Linked DNA regions of Homo sapiens: region 2 is linked to region 1. A link is a loop called in an ENCODE intact Hi-C map of the cell type or tissue named here. Cell type or tissue: mammary epithelial cell. All regions are shown on one strand. Links, peaks and the distances in the headings refer to the core of each region. The heading gives the core; the rest is flanking DNA. Region 1 overlaps MYO1H (myosin IH). Region 2 overlaps UBE3B (ubiquitin protein ligase E3B).

Region 1 (2,915 bases), core at 150-2,649:
AGCCAAAATTACCCCTGGGGGACGGGGGAAGCCCTCATCACTTCCCAAGCATGGAACCCTTTCTTTCTCTTCTCTACTCTTTCTTGAGACAGGATCTCTGTTACCCAGGCTGGAGTGCTCCCTGAAGCCTCAACCTCCTGGACTCAAGCGATCCTCCTGCCTCAGCCTCCTGAGTAGCTGGGACTACAGCCGCACACTGCCACACCTGGCTAAAAAAAAAATTTTTTTTTTTTTTTTTTTTTTTTTTTGAGATGGAGTCTTGCTCTGTCGCCCAGGCTGGAGTACAGTGGCGCAATCTCGGCTCACTGCAAGCTTCGCCTCCCAGGTTCACACTATTCTCCTTCCTCAGCCTCCCCAGTAGCTGGGACTACAGGTGCCCGCCACCATGCCTGGCTAATTTTGTTTTGTATTTTTAGTAGAGACAGGGTTTCACCATGTTAGCCAGGATGGTCTCGATCTCTTGACCTTGTGATCCGCCCGCCTCGGCCTCCCAAAGTGCTGGGATTACAGGCTTGAGCCCCTGCGCCTGGCCTTTTTTTAAGTAGAGACGGGGTCTGCCCAGGCTGGTCTCAAATGCCTGGCCTCAAGTGATCCTCCTGCCTTGGCCTCCCAAATTGCTGGGATCACAGGCATGAGGCACCATACCCGGTCTCAAGCATAGAACTTTTTCTTCTGGTACTAGACTATGTTTGTTTGTCTGTTCAGTTTTCTGTCGATGGACATCTGGGTTGTTTCCACCTTTTGGCTATTATGAATCATAGCACCATGCACTGCTACACCCAATGGCTGCTATGAACATTCAGGTATGAATGTTCGGACACCTTTTCATTTCTCTTGGACAGATACCTAGGAGTGGAATTGAGTCACTGGGTTGAGCGTCTGATGATGTCATTGTTCTACAAAGACAGGTCAAACTCCCTACTATATTGAAACAGTTTCTCTCTCCTTTCTTTCTTGCAAAGTACCCATCTTTGAATTCGAGAAAGTTCGTGTAATGGGACTACTACATACACTGAGTGGCCGACATGCCACAGCAGTGCTCAGCAGGCCTCTGGGGCCGGGGATGTGGGGGAGGGCTAGAGGAAGGTACGGTCACAGCTTCTCCATGTCCATCTCCTCTCCTAGGTACAAGTCCTTATGCCCAGACACCTGGCCGCACTGGCACGGGCCTCCAGCAGAGGGCGTGGAACGGCTGATCAAGTACATCGGCTACAAACCCGAGGAATACAAGTTAGGCAAGTAAGTGACCAGAAGACCACCAAATGGTCTCTTCCCTTGACATCAAAGGGTTTTGTGCATTGATCCGTATCCATCTAGAGCCTGGAGACTCGATTCCTAGGGATTTATGGAGATTTGCGAGATTTATGCTTCATCTACTCGATGTAAATGCAGCTCTTAATTCTTTAGAAGAGCTATGGTGCTGCCGGTGGGAGGAAATGAAGTTATAAAGGAAACTTCCGCACTAAACTGATTTAGCAGATGGGCCTCCTTGCTAGCAAAACAAAGAGGGAACCAGAGGGGGCACCTAACGTCCGTGTGCCTGGATTCTTTCACTGTTCCCATGTACGCATGACCTGCCAGAGGAGCTACTGGGACCTAGACAATGTGAGATCATCTGTAGCATCTCAGAAATGGTGTGCTGGAACTCTTAACTGTAGAGTTGTAGTTATCCATGAGCAGAGACTTTCGTACACATTGAAAGCTTTCAGGCACAACTCAAGGGACATGAATCGGGAAGATCCGAGTCCGTCTTGTGCGTCATTTTGGTCAGGGTTAATGAGGTTGCAGGGAAAGGTGTCTCAGCATGAAGATCTATTCCCCGACAGCAGGGCTTCCCCACTCCAGAGAGCTCTGCCTGTGATCCTGTTCATGGGCTTTCCCTGCTGACTCCTAACTCCCACTTGTACATGGTCGTCTGGGCCGCCTTGGCCTCTCTCCATCTGTAGACTCCTATTCTGGGCCTGTTCCAAGGATCAGTTACTTAGTCAGTCCAGATCTCCAAGGGGATTCTGCAAGGCTCAGCACATCCTGAGGGAGGCAGGGCATGGAGGTCAGAGGTGGGATCCGTCTGTCCCCTGTTCCATAAATTGAAACAGGGACAAGGGAGAGTGGGATCACCAGGCACCACCCACTGCTGTCCCCAGTGGCTGCCCTGGGAACTTTCCCTCACCAGGCCTGGGGTCGGGCAGGCAATGTGAGGTCAGTATTTGTAACTTCTCTCTGCTGGCTACTGTGATCTTCTTTTTATTTTTTTATTTTTTGAGACAGAGTCTTGCTCTGTCACCCAGGCTGCAGTGGCATGATCTCGGCTCACTGTAACCTCCGCTTCCTGGGTTCAAGCGATTCTCCTGCCTTAGCCTCTCGAGTAGCTGGGATTACAGGTGCACACTACCACAATGGGCTAATTTTTGTATTTTTAGTAGAGACAGGGTTTCACCGCGTTTGTCAGGCTGGTCTCAAACTCCTGACCTCAGGTGATTCACCTGCCTCGGCCTCCCAAAGTGCTGGGATTGCAGGCGTGAGCCACCGCGCCCAGCGTGATCTTCTTTTAAGCTTAGATCCACATTATTTGTCTGGCTGGGCGTGGTGGCTGGTGCCTGTAATCCCAGCTACTCGGGAGTCTGAGGCACGAGAATCATTTGAACCTGGGAGATGGGGGTTGCAGTGAGCCGAGATTGCACCACTGCACTCCAGCCTGGGCAACAAACTGAGACTCTGTTTCAAAACAAAAACAAAAAACAAACAAAAACACCCATATTCTTTGTCGTCACTCTTTAAAGCCTAGCAACATAACTTGAAGCAACTTCAGGTTACGTTGGTTTATTCATTTCCTAGGACTGCGTAACAGATGATCACAAAGTGGCTGATTTAAAACAAATCTATTCTCTCCTAGTTGTGGAGGCCAGAAATCCAAA
Region 2 (2,915 bases), core at 151-2,650, 65 kb after region 1:
AGACTTCCCTGGGTCATGTGGTAACTCCATGCTTAACCTTTTGAAGAATTGCCAAATTATTTTCCAGAGTGCCTGTGCTATTTTACCTTCCCAGGAGTAGTGTTGTGTGAGGTCTCCAGTTTCTCCACATCCTTGCCAATACTTGTTATCTGTCTTTTTTATTTAGCCATCCCAGTGGCTGTACAGGGGTATCTCACTGTTGTTTTGATTTACAATTCCCTGGTAGTTAGTGATGTTGAACATCTTTTCATGTGCTTATTAACCATTTGTGTATCTTCTTTGGAGAAATGTATGTTTAGATCCTTCGTCTACTTTTTAATTGGATGTTTCATCTTTTATGAGAGTTGTGAGTTCTTTATATGCTCTAGATACAAGTCCCTTTTCAGACAAGTGATCTCCAGGTGTTTCCTTCTGTTCCATGGGTTGTCTTTTCACTTTCTTGATAGTGTCTTTTGAATCACAAAAGTTTTAAACTTTGAAGAAGCACAACTTACCTGTTTTTTTCTTTTGACTCTTGTGCTTTTAGTGTGATAACCTCAGAAATCATTGCCTAACCTGAAATCTCAAAGCTTTACTCCTGTGTTTTCTTCTAAGAATTTTATAGTTTTAGTTATAAAACTAGCATTTAGGTCTGTGGCTCATTTCATTATTTTTTATATATGGTGTGGGATAGGGACCATTATTTTATCTAATAGTATTTATCTTTTTTTGATTATGGAAGCAATACATGCTTATTGTAGAAAACCTAGATAAAGCAGAAAAACATAAAAAAGAAAAAAATTTCTCATAATTCTACAACCAGAGATACATTGTTAACTTTATCTGTCCTCAATCTTTTAAAAATGTATCTATATTTGTGTTTATATTTCGAAACATTATACAATATATATACTTATATATAGTATACATACTATAGATACACTACATGTGTATATATTGTGTATCTATAGTGTATATATAGTTTTAAATAAACTGCTTAACTGAATTATGAGTTATTGGTGAGTTACCACAGAGTGAACACACCTGGGTAAGCACCACCCAATAGAGAAATCGATTATACCAGCACTCCAAAACCCCCTTTTTTCCCTCCCTCCCCATCACAAACTCCTTCCTCTTCCATGTATATAGTTTTTCATCTTGCCTTTTTTTAAAGTTCATTGTAGCATGAGCATTCTCTCATGTCAGTAAAATTTCAAAACTGGTTTTTCATAGCTGCACAGTATGGCATCAGCAACTGGACCATCACTGACTTGTCCATTTCCCCAGTGTATGTCCCCAATTTCAGCCTTCAGTTTTCTCAGAAATCCCACGCAGAATAATTTCTAGGAATTTGAGCACGTTGGTGGGGTTGTGCTTTTGTTCTGGATGCACACGGAGACCTGTCTGAATGAGTGGATCTATCTGTGTCTAGCCCTGTGATTGCTGCACAGTTCTCAGACAATCTGATTCGGCCGTTCCTCATCCACATCATGTCTGTGCCTGCTCTGGTGACTCATCTCAGCACAGTGACCCCTGAGGTAAGCAGGCTCTGTGAGTTCCCCGTGAAAACCCAATTGTGTTTTTCTTTTCTTCTTAAACATTAGAAAGTAAAATGGCTTCTCTGCTTATTTCCACACCTCCCTTTAATTGTTCTTTGGGACCAGTGGCCGTGATAGACACATTTGTGTTAGTAGCCCAAAGAAGTGGGTTCTTGTCTGTCCATTTTCTTCTTGGTGTTTGCTAGCACATCCTCCATAACCACGGGTGATCTGCAAGTGATCAAGTTCACTCTCTACAGGAAACTGTTTCTGGCAGTTTCTGATTTAACGGTCTGCTATTCTTTGCAGCGCCTCACTGTTTTAGAATCCCATGACATGCTTCGTAAATTCATCATATTTTTAAGAGACCAAGATCGATGCCGTGATGTATGTGAAAGTTTAGAAGGATGCCATACGCTTTGTCTAATGGGTAAGTATCCGTGGCTGGAACTTGATTGTGTCCTGGCCATCAGGGAAAGCCCGAGTGTTTTGCCTGTCACTATTCTAGAGATTTGGTTGTTTTCTGTAACAATTGGAAGTGCTTACAATAAAAAACACGTATTTAGATAGACAGTTAAAATAGACATGTAAATAAAAATCACATGGAAAATATTCCAGCCTGGCAAACTAGTTAAGTGACTGTTAATGAACATTAGATGTCAGCCTTTAGCTTCCTGGCAGTCAAGGAGAAAGTGAAAATGTGGTGAATTGCCTGGATAATTCCCATCTCAAGAGAGAAGGGAGGGAGTAGTTAGGTGGGGCTTATATCAGAGCAGCGCCTGCTTTACCTATTTTACAGTGTTTTCATTGTAGATGGAAGAAAGGGTTTATGAATAGAAGCATTTGAGGCAGAGGCACAGAATTCTCCTTGCCTAAATTTATTTTAGATAGGAAAAGTTTTTTTTGTTTTTTTTTTTTTGAAGACAGGGTCTCACTTTGTCACCCAGGCTGGACTGCAGTGGCACAGTCATGGCTCACTGCATCCTCTACCTCCTGGGCTTAGGTGATCCTCCCACCTCAGCCTCCTGAGTAGCTGGGACTACAAGCGCACACTACCACGGCCGACTAATTTTTGTATTTTTAGTGGAGACGGGGTTTTTCACCATGTTGCCCAGTCTAGTCTCCTTGGGCTCGAACAATCCACACGCCTCAGCCTGCGAGATTACAGACTTGAGATAAAAACTTCCCTGGGGCCAAATTTCATGAGGAGTTTCTGGTGCGAATGTTCACACGAGTGACGTTGACTAACTGGTGAACGTTGAATAACAGCGACTTCCCACGACACTCAGATACTCTTCAAAGACCATTTCTTATGTTAACCCTTGATTTTTAAGCATTAATATAATATTAAAATGTAACACTAACTAAATATCACCTACCTCTGTGTGCCTAACATTT

What was found. Peaks named below come from ENCODE experiments on the same cell type or tissue, not always from the same donor. Only the 100,000 strongest peaks of a DNase experiment are listed, where the experiment ranks them.
Region 2: a loop joins it to region 1, with 10 times the contacts of the local background. A loop is called at or near these places in 11 of 110 quality-filtered maps.

Annotation. Positions count from the first base shown.
Region 1 is chr12:109,431,772-109,434,686 of GRCh38, forward strand. MYO1H (myosin IH) reads left to right here. Exons shown (of 32, transcript NM_001101421.4): 20 at 1,126-1,239. Among named protein-coding and RNA genes, the nearest start is that of KCTD10, 44 kb to the right of the region's middle. RefSeq lists an enhancer at 1,994-2,498. In mammary epithelial cell, for the core only: CTCF peaks have their summits at 1,170 (motif pointing right) and 2,149; DNase peaks (open chromatin) are centred at 830 and 1,140; H3K27ac peaks cover 519 bases.
Region 2 is chr12:109,496,407-109,499,321 of GRCh38, forward strand. UBE3B (ubiquitin protein ligase E3B) reads left to right here. Exons shown (of 28, transcript NM_130466.4): 10 at 1,412-1,517; 11 at 1,827-1,947. Among named protein-coding and RNA genes, the nearest start is that of UBE3B, 20 kb to the left of the region's middle. In mammary epithelial cell, for the core only: no CTCF peak of the experiment used is centred there; a DNase peak (open chromatin) is centred at 1,485; H3K27ac peaks cover 620 bases.